2 separate regions of the Homo sapiens genome follow, and region 1 is linked to region 2. Evidence: chromatin loops called from intact Hi-C (ENCODE). Cell type or tissue: PC-3. All regions are shown on one strand. Each heading gives the region's core, and the rest is flanking DNA. Links, peaks and the distances in the headings are about the cores only.

Region 1 (5,388 bases), core at 149-5,148, 180 kb before region 2:
TCCTGAGGCTGTGTCACGGGCATGTGTCCTCAGCCTTGGCAAAATAAACTTTCTAAGTTAACTGAGACCTGTCTCAGATTTTTGGGGTTCACAAAAATGTAAAAACTTAAATGAAATAATTTTTAAAAACCCAAATGAAAGCAAAGACATAGTATGACTATGAATAGTAAAGAAAATATTTCCCAAATTAATGTATAGATTTACCATATTCCTATTAAAAACCAAAGAATACTTTATAGAACTCAATAAAATGATTCCAAAACTGTTTTCCAAAATAAATGGGCAGAATTTTCATATAGTACTCTAAGAGAAGAAAAATTATAAGGAAGAACTATTCTTGTTAGATACTAGGATTTTAAAAGAAATGAGTGGAAATGATATGGAATGAGTTTAAAAAATGAAGAGGTAATTGAACAGATAGATAGCCTAGTTTACATAGATGTTAAAGATATGATGAAGTCAGCTTATGCAAGTAATGAAGTAATTAAGAAAAGAACCATGATTTAAGAACTAGTAAGAAAACCAACAGGGCATGGTAGCTCATACCTGTCATCCCAGCTGTTTGGGAGGCTGAGGCAGGAGGATTGCTTGAGCCTAGAGCTTAAGGGTTCAGTGAGCCACTGCACTCCAGCCTGGGTGACAGTGAGACGCTGACTCTAAAAACAACAACAACAACAACAACAACAAACAGCATGGGTTGGAAACTTAATCCTCAATGCAGTAATGTTGGGAGATAAGACCTAATGGGAGATGTTTATTTTCCACCCTCATGAATGGATTACTGCTGAATAAAAAGGAGTTGAGGCTTCAAGTTTGATCTCTTGCTTGCTAACATGCTCTCTTATCTTTCTGCCCTCTACCATGGGATAACACAGAAAGAAGGCCCTTGACAGATGCTGGCCTCTCAACCTTGGACTTCATATCTTCCAGAAATGTAAGAAATACACTTTTTTTTGGTTTTTTTTTTTTTGAGACAGGGTCACTCTGTCACCCAGGCTGAAGTGCAGTGGCACGATCATGGCTCACTGCAGCCTCAACTCCTGGGCTCAAGTGATCCTCCCACATCAGCCTCCCAAGGAGCTAGGACTACCTGGCTAATTTTTCTTTATGGTAGAGGTGGGGTCTCACTATGTTGCCCAGGCTGGTCTCAAATTCCTGGGCTCAAGTGATCCTCCCAACCTTCGCCTCCCAAAGTGCTGGGATTACAGCATGAGCCACTGTGTCCAGCCAAATTTCTTTTCTTTATAAATTACCCAGTTTGTGGTATTTTTCTATAGCAACAGAAAATGGACTAAGACAACCAGATATTAATATGCAAAAACTTTAACTTGGACCTTCACCTCACACTACTTTATTCATTCTGCAAGAGGCTGCACATCAGGACTTTACTTTTTTGGAAACCTGGCATTAAATCATTTAAAAGTTGCCAGATATTTTTTTTAATAAAGATGGAGTCATTGATTCATCTTTGGAGCAGGCTTTCTTTGTTTTGGGAGAATTACCAGAATAGGCCTTTTGAATTACACACATCTAGAGCAAGTACTCACTTGTTGCTTTTTGAGGAGATTGAAGTTTCTAGTAAGCTGACAAGTTTCGTTTAGAAGTATAAATTGGGTTTAGTGGCTTGTGTATATCCTTTCAAAATCAGAGGGGGAAAATATGTAGCCTTAGAATTGGATTTTGGCTGAATTGTCCTTGCAAAGTACTGTTTGTTTATTTATTTTGGAAGAGAGAGTCAGAGAGAGAGAGAGAGAGAGAGTTTTGTCTAAGTAATTGGTAACAGGAGATTGTCTCACTGGACCATGCCAAGAGTGTTGTGTAGATCTCAGCTCTTTATTATGGAGATAAAAATTGTGAAAGGGAATCAGGGGACTAGGATTGGTATAATACCACCTGGATTTGGAGCACTGGTGCCTTTCACATAGTGGTATTTAAGACAGAATAACTCAGACTTGTAAAATGTACTGCTGACCTTTATCATTGCCTGTCTGGCCATAGGAGCCAGACCGTACTCTGCATTAGTGGGTGCTCCCACTGTCAATTATTTAATTTAACTCATTTAATCTTCGCAACAGCCAAAAGAAGCAGGGCATGGATTTGAAGAGGAAAGATATCTCTCTGAATCTCTTCGTCTGTCTCTACATCTCTTTCTCCTCTCTGCACACACACACATACTCCCACCACAGCGGTTCTTAGGGCCAGTGTTTCAGTGTGTGGAGATGCCTGGCGATTTTCTGTTGGTGGGGTGAGCTGGCCATTGCCACATTGTGTTCCCAAAGTAACTCCTTCCAGTAGTTGTTGGAATCTATACTGCATTGAGAGTTTCACTCTGTCACCCAGGCTGGCGTGCAGTGGTGCGATTTCGGCTCACTGCAGTCTCCACCTCCCAGGTTCAAGCGATTCTTGTGCCTCAACCTTCCAAGTAGCTGGGACTACAGGTGTGCACTGACATGTCTAGCTGATTTTTGTATTTTTAGTAGAGACAGAGTTTTGCCATGTTGGCCAGGCTGGTCTTCAACTCCTGGCCTCATGTGATCCACCTGCCTTGGCCTCCCAAAATGCTGGGATTATAGGCATGAGCCACTGTGCCCAGCCTGCATTGTACTTCTTTCATACCCAAGTTTGCAGTACATTTTTGTTAATTGTTTTATTCATGTGTTACCTGTGCTTTAGATAATTAAGGGAGGGATCAGAGTCTATGCTTGGAGAATAACTCATAGGGCGAGTAGTATTCTAGAGAAGCTGGTTATCTGATGGCAGAAGTGACTTGCTGGACTCTAATAGCGGTGACAAATGTAGTACTGATTTAGTGGAACATTTAACAGATCCATGGGAAGGAAATCCTCCGGAAGAATAGTTTTTTTGTAGCCTATGGAATGCAAGTTCATAGTTTTTATAAGTTGGCTATTAAAGAAAAAGTGACCTTATTATGTAATCTCAAGTGGGTGTGGTCTGTGGACTGCTGGGGCCAATTCAGTTGTTCCTTCACTTACTCATTCATTCCACAAATATTTATTGGTAGTTCATTACATGCTGGGACTGGGCTAGGCATATAGATACAATGATGATTAACAGAGTCTCTGCCCTTTAGGAGAAAACTACAGGAAGTTAAATATTAACAAACCAAATTGTAACAAAATAAGAAGATAAGAGGAGAGCAATCAGAAATGAAAAAATAGAAGATGGACACACATAACTATACAAACATTTAAAATATCTATAATGTGAAAAACAATAAAAGGAGCTTAAAAAGAAAACAAGAGACTGAGAGAATTACTTGTACTAAATATGACAGATGAAGTAACGAAATTTTGAATATGTCAGTCTTTAGTCAAAACTAAAGCCTGGCCGGGCATGTTTACTTATGCCTGTAATCCCAGCACTTTGGGAGGCCAAGGCAGGAGGATCACTTGAGGCCAGGAGTTCGAGACCAGCCTGGCCAACATGGAAAGACCCTGTATTTACTAAAAATACAAAAAAAATTAGCCAGGTGTGGTGGTGAGTGCCTGTAGTCCCAGCTACTCAGGAGGCTGAGGCATGGATCGCTTGAACCCAGGAGGTGGAGGTTTCAGTGAGCTGAGATTGTGCCAATGCACTCCAGACTGGGCAGCAGAGCGAGACTCTGTCTCAAAACAAACAAATAAGAAAACAACAACAAAAAACAAAACAAAACAAAACAAAAACTAAAGCCTAACACCAAACCCCTAAAAACAAAAGGGCACTAACAGCATTCAAATAAGAGGAAATAGTCACTTAACTTACGAAACACCTTCAGTAGCAATTAAATAAATTCACTTTAAAAACAATAAGGTAATGAATTAGAAAATTCATAAAGTATAAAAATAAAAATTCATTCTGGGCAACAGAAACAAGTGGAAACTCGCAGTTACACACTTTCAACCATGGAGATTTCTAATTTATGATGGATTTATCAGGATGTAACCCCATAGTAAGTGTCAAGGAGCATCTCTAGGTACCACCTAGATGCTGAATCCTACATGCTGAATTAATGCCAGACACTTTTCTAAGTGCCTTTCATATGTTAACTGATTTAATCTTCATAGCAGCCATATGAACTGGGAATTTTATTATCTCCATTTTACACATGAGGAAACTGAGGGAAACAAAGATTAAACAAATTGCTTAAGATCACATGGTTGGTTAATGGCAGAGCTGGGATTTGAGGCTAGAGAGTATGGCTCCAGGGTGTGGCCTCACTATCATTGCAGCATGCTGCTTCAGTGGAGGAAAAGAGCTCTATATACAAAGATGATGCTTGTGGCATCATCATTTATGAGGTAAAAGGAAAAAATATGGGGGAAAACTACATGTTCCACAGTAGGAGAATGGTTAAATATATTATGGCATATTCATTCAATAGGTAATTGCTCAACAGAATTGTTCAGAACTTTTCTTTCCTTTTCCCAGGGTGCAATGAATGGTATGGGTCACAGACTTCATAAAAGTATTACTTGTCCTTTTGCAGTCCTATGTCCCCACATATTTGAGCAATTCATGAGAATAAGGAGGCCCTGTCCCAAATGGACACTTCATCATTTTCTCCCACAGCGGTCCGTGTCTCCATATATTATGTCATTAGATGTACTGAGAGTTGCTGGAGTATGAACTCTTTAGGAGTATAAATAACCACCTTCCCTGGATACTTAAGCCACACTTAATGAACTCATACATTTCTTTGACCTCACAGGTCCATCCTTGTTACCTTATCCAAGTAAAGCTGTTTCTTATCATAAATATATTAACACAATTATCAACCTTTTTTTATCATAAAGGGCTGTGAAGCGCTAAGATTTTTTGTGTTGTAAATGTTTTCAAAATATTAAAAATAATTTTTATTTATGCAGAAACAAATTGAAACAAGGAAAGAAAGGCATATTATGTATTTTAGCATAAAGTCTTTTCATACTTAAAAAAATTAGTTACAAAAGTGGTATATCACATTTATTAGTTGTATACCATGTGCCAGGAACTATGCTAAGCTCTTTACGTAATTTATTGCTTTTAATCCTCTCAATAGCCATATAAAGTAGATATTATTTATTATCATCATTTTACAGATGAGAACACAGAAGCTTAGAGAAGTTTAGTCGCTTGCCCTAGGTCACACAGCTCATAAGTGGAGGAGCCAGGAACTGTCTGAATCCAGAGATCAAGCTGTTAATCATACTGATACTATCTTTTTCTTCCTCTTCTTTTCCAAAAATAAACTTGGAGTTACTGTCTCTAATGCTTAGTTCTATGATGAAGTTCTATGTCTGTGGTCACAAATAACATTTTAACCAGTTACCTTGGAAATGAAGACGATTTAATAAATTACCACTAGAAGTGGCTTACCATATTGAATACGAAGTTCTTTGAGGAGAACCC
Region 2 (5,388 bases), core at 320-5,319:
AGGGAACCCTTCTACATGGTTGGTAGGAATGTAAATTAGTACAACCATTATGTAAAACAGTGTGGAGGTTCCTCAAAGAATTAAAAATAGATCCACCATATGATCCAACAATCCCACTTCTGGGTATATAGCCAAGGGAATTGAAACCTGTATGTCAAAGAGATATCTGCACTCTCATGTTCACACAGTAGTATCACAGTAAGCAAGATATGGAATCAACCTAAGGTACATCAATAGTTGGATGGGTAAAGAAAATGTGGTATATATACACAGTGGAGTACTACTCCACCTTAAGTAAAGAAGGAAATCCTGTAATTTGCAACAACATAGATGAACCTGCAGGACGTTAGGTTAAGCGAGATCAGCCATGCCCAGAAAAACAAATACTGCAGGCTCTCACTTATATTTGGAATCTAAAGAAGTTGAATTCTGAGAAGCAGAGTAGAATGATAGTTACCAGGGCTGGAGTGGTGGAGGGGGAAGAGGGTTGAGGAGAAGTTGTTCCAAGGATACAAAATTTCAGTTTCAGATAGTAAGAATAAGTTCCAGAGATCTATTGTACAACATGGTGACTATGGTTAATAACAATGTATTATAGTCTTGAAAATTGCTAAGAGGGTAGGTATTAAGTGTTCTTACCCCCAAAAATGATAACTGTGTGAGGTACTGCATATGTTAATCAGCTCAATGTAGCCATTCCACAATATATATATATTTTAAAACATCATGTTGTACATGATAAATATGTACAACTTTTATTTTTCAATTAAAAAATGAATCAACTTTTAAAAGGCCTATTCTCTGGTGAGTAAGCACTTTCTGCTCTTAAAGTTCATACTAATAATCTGGCAGTTTTAAAAATGCATTATAAAATAAAGTATGAGATTCTATGCTGACATTTAAGAGAAAAATTTTGATAGAAGACAGTGTCAGCACATAATATGCACTCAGTAAATACTTACTGAATGAGTGATCACAAGACAGGCTAATGTTACAGTAAACCTCCCTGTAGATGATATTATATATTTGTGGCTTTTGGAGAAGTACACGATGCACATTTGTTTTCAACTCCTGCCTTATGTTCTGACTTCTTCCAGCCTTCATAGCATGCAACCTCCAACCCTGAGAAATGTTACAGGGTAGGAGGCTTGAATTGCACATTCTTTACCGGACCCCCACATTAACTGAGATATCTTGTCCTACTTCCATTTGGCTCACTCTTCAGAAAGACTCTTTGAAAACAATTCATTTCCTCAGCCGATCATAGCTCCACAAAGAAAGGTGTGAGCTGGTTACAGAGAGTAGAAAACCAGGGCCAAGGGGCTCTTCCCCCAGAATTTGAAGTGGTGATGCCCATCCTCAAATACAGTGTGGGGACACAGAAGCCACTGCAGGCCCAAGCTGTGGCAGCAAAGTGGTTTTCTTCCCCTGCCTTTTTCTATCTCCGTAGGATAATTCTTTTGTTTGGTTTGAAGGATGGTATTCTAAATGCTAAGTACTTTCTAAAGTTAAGGACCAAATGTCAGACATCAGCCACCTGGTTTATTTGCAATTTGGCGTTATCTGCACATCTGTGAATGGGTGTCTCTCAGTACATTCCTGCTAACCATCTCTAGTCACCTTTCTCAGATCTCCTTGTTGAAACCATCAATAAATATGTCCTTCAATGGCCTCAATAGTAATGTTAGACTCTTAAAGCAAAGGTAATTTTATTTTGTAGGAATGTGCAGAGAGGAACTGGAGGAAGGAATTATTGAGTCTCACTAACTTTCCAGTGGCTTTTGAGGCTGGACGTAGAAAAGGTGCTGGGTGTTCCCCATGACTCTTCAATGATTAGTGCTCACCATGCTGTCCATCAGCAGGGGCTGAGCTAAGAGACTTTGACTCTAACTGTCCTTAAATCCCCTGGAGGCAGGAATCATCTTGTTGACCTGGCACAGAATACGGGCTCAGTTGGTCTCTTGGGTGAATAGAAGAAGGAAAGATCATGTTGACATGATGAGACTTGACCCTGTCCACCCCTACGTGGACTCACTGCACCCCTTTCCTATGGGCCAGCCATTTTCCATTTGTGAGCAGCATTAGCTTGAACCACTTATTGGGGATTAATGATTCCTCTTACTTACGGGAACCTGAGCTAGAAAATATTTGGTTCTAATGGTGTTGGCAAAGATTCAATAGATTGTATTATGATATAGATTTTCCTGTGTTGTGTCTCTTTTTTTAAGTTACAAAAAAACTGTTTTAGGCTTAAATGTATTCACCAGCCATTTAGTACTCTTAGACACACTGCATATTTAATGTTCCACTTGACTGCCTACTGAAAGAAATAAATGCATAATAAAATGCTTTGGAAAATGCTTAATTTTTCAACTGTTGATTTAATGCATAACAGTTCAATAAGGTGGTGGATCGGCCTGGTCTACAACTATTGAAAAATAGAAAAATTACCCTCACTGGAATGTTGAATCTGTGAATATTAAGTCTGTCAATGTAATTTATGACTCTGCAGGTAATATACTGGTAATTTGCATACTAATTACTATGGTGGAAGCCAAACGACTTTCATTCACTAAATTATCCTGCCTAAGTGGAAGCCAGCAACTGCCTCTCTGCGCTGGGGAGAAGCTTGTTTAGGAGGGAGGAAATGGAGCTCTGGCCAGGAGGCCTCTCAGAGCTGAAGAGGCCCCCTGCTGGCAGGCTGCAAAGCCCACAGCTTTGCCCAGAGCCCAGTGTCGGCTTCTCAGATCCAAAGCCCAGTGGATTTTCCAAGTGATTCAAATTCAGAAAACAGAAGAGTGAGGTCAAAGGAGTTCGCTCTAGGCAAAAACAATACATGTTTGTGTGTCCAGTAACAGAAACGAATAGAAATTTGAAGGCAGAAAAATAATCCGTCCCAGCTTCCTAAAAGGAATCCTTTTAACGATAGGCATCTGTTCTTTAATTCTCTCAAAAAGAGGTTTGATTTTCTTTTTGTAAATAGGAGTGTGTTTGGAGGATTGTGGGAGAATCAAATGATGTTTTAAGTGTCCTGGGTGCAGTATGCATACGAAAAGATATTCAGCCTCCTCAATCATCAGGAAAGAAAGCAAAGCAAAACACGGAGGCATAATCTTCTAGCAAAAATTAAAAAGATTGAAAGCTTTTATTATTGTCAAGGGCATGGGGAATGAGCACAGTATAAATTGGCATATCTATGAGGTGGGTAGTGTAGTAGTAGTCATCAAAATAAAAATGCACATCTTCTTTGATGCACCAATCCCACTTCAAGAAGTGTATCCTATAGAAATACAAATGTATAGTATGACCCATTTGAAATTACTGCTATTCAACCATTTTTTGATATACACAAACAGCAATTTGAAATGATTCAACTTAACACAAGGGTGTTCATTGTAGGAATTTTGTAATGATGACAGTTTAGAAAAAGTCTAAGAGTTCAGCAGGAGGAGACTGATTAAATAAGTAGTGGTACCTACGAAGCTTTTCTTAGGTAGAGCTCACCTACACTGACATGGAAAGATGAGCATGGAAGATAAAATAAACAGACCGAGTTGTGTAACATTATACATAATCCTATTTTTGTTTTTTAAAAGTGTAGCATGTGTGTATATGTATTTTGATTTGTGTATAATATAAATGTAGAAAAAGATTGGACAGCTATATCCTAATGTTTAACCATTGCTCTTTTTTTTTAAGACAGAGTCTCGCTCTGTTGCCAGACTGGAGTGCAGTGGCACGATAGCAGCTCACTGCAACCTCCGCCTCCCGGGTTCAAGCGATTCTCCTGCCTCAGCCTCCCGAGTAGCTGGGATTATAGGGGCGTGCCACCACACCCAGGAATTTTTTTTGGTATTTTTAGTAGAGACGGGGTTTCACCCTGTTGGCCAGGATGGTCTTGATCTCTTGACCTCGTGATCCGCCCACCTCGGCTTCCCAAAGTGCTGGGATTACAGGTGTGAGCCACCGCGCCCAGCCAACCGTTGCTCTCTTTAAACAGTAGGACTTGGGATAGAGTCTAGGGAAAGACTTTTTAGCCTTTTGTGTTATTTGAATTCAACATAGCCATAGCTCTTTTTACAGGTATTAAAAAACCCATAAAACAAAAGATAATGAAAATAAAGCATAAAAGTGATAGGGATTTACTCAATTAAAAAGAATGGTGAACTAAGTTTATATGCAGTAATATAATATTTGCTGTGTTTGACATATAAAGACTTTAACATATGAAACTTTTTTAAAAAGAAGGATGGGCCTATACTTTACGTATGTAAGGATATTTTAAGAGAGGTGGTAAAAATTAGGACACAGATTATATTAAAATTCACTATACCTAATTCAAATGTAGCTCAGCGGCTCACAGAGTACGCAGTGTCAAGCCAGCTATTTACTACGATCGTGGTGAGCCTCAATTTTAGAAAATGGAACTCATGAAGGCTTGAAACGGCACATAAGGACATGAAAGTCACAAATGAACAACTAGACTGGTTCACTAACTGAAGACACTATTTTATCCTTTTTTTCTTCTTTGCTACCAGTGCCTTATTGAGGTAATTTTATACACATTAAAATTCATAAATCTTAAGTGTATACTTTGATGAAGCTGGACAAATGTATTCAAGGGTATGCTGGTAAAGTGGCCCTCTGCAGAAAGACCCAAACTTGATTTGTAGCATTTGTTGGTTTGCATGGTTTAAATACTCCCACCATAGCTGATTTTAAGCTAGCGATGGTTTAACAATCGGCTTACAAAAATTCTACCCTCAGGAGTGTAAGAGACAGACTCAGCATACTACTGATGGTGTTAAATCATGTAACTATATCCCAAATCAAGAAACAGAAGGTTTTCATCACTCCACAATATTCTGTCATGGTTTTTTCTGGTTAATTCACCCCTTATCCTGCCATAGACAAACACAATTCTGGCTTTTATCACTGTTAATTAGTTTTGAACTTCATATAAATGGTTCTACAGAGCAGATACTCTTTTGTTTGTGATTTCTTTTGCTCAGCTTAATATTTTTAAAATTCATCCATGTTGTTGCAGAAAACACCATTTTAAAGTCGTGTGTTTACCTGTAAATCAATTATCTATGTCCTTGTATTGATCCTTGGTCTATTACTGGAATAGAACCTGCACTGTAAAACAGTTTTCCTCCTTTCAAACTCCTCTTTCTTATTTACTTCTTCTAATTGCTCCATGTATTATGTTGGCCACCCTGCACATAGGCTGCACAAGAAAGCAGATTTTATGATTATTTATTTTGAAATTTCAAATGTCACATTTTATCAAAATGAGTAGAAAAAAATAATAGACTATCATGGGAAGCTGTTCCTCAGTTGATTTCTTTTTCTTGGTGTGCGTGCGTGCGTGTGTGTGTGTGTGTG

What was found. Peaks named below come from ENCODE experiments on the same cell type or tissue, not always from the same donor. Only the 100,000 strongest peaks of a DNase experiment are listed, where the experiment ranks them.
Region 1: it touches region 2 in a loop (2.9-fold over the local background); 1 of 110 quality-filtered maps calls a loop at or near these places.

Annotation. Positions count from the first base shown.
Region 1 is chr5:72,786,658-72,792,045 of GRCh38, reverse strand. All of the region lies in intron 2 of TNPO1-DT (TNPO1 divergent transcript), which reads left to right. Among named protein-coding and RNA genes, the nearest start is that of TNPO1-DT, 27 kb to the left of the region's middle. In PC-3, for the core only: no CTCF peak of the experiment used is centred there; a DNase peak (open chromatin) is centred at 3,005; H3K27ac peaks cover 1,695 bases.
Region 2 is chr5:72,608,617-72,614,004 of GRCh38, reverse strand. All of the region lies in intron 7 of TNPO1-DT (TNPO1 divergent transcript), which reads left to right. Among named protein-coding and RNA genes, the nearest start is that of ZNF366, 100 kb to the right of the region's middle. In PC-3, for the core only: a CTCF peak has its summit at 2,695 (motif pointing left); no DNase peak of the experiment used is centred there; H3K27ac peaks cover 1,212 bases.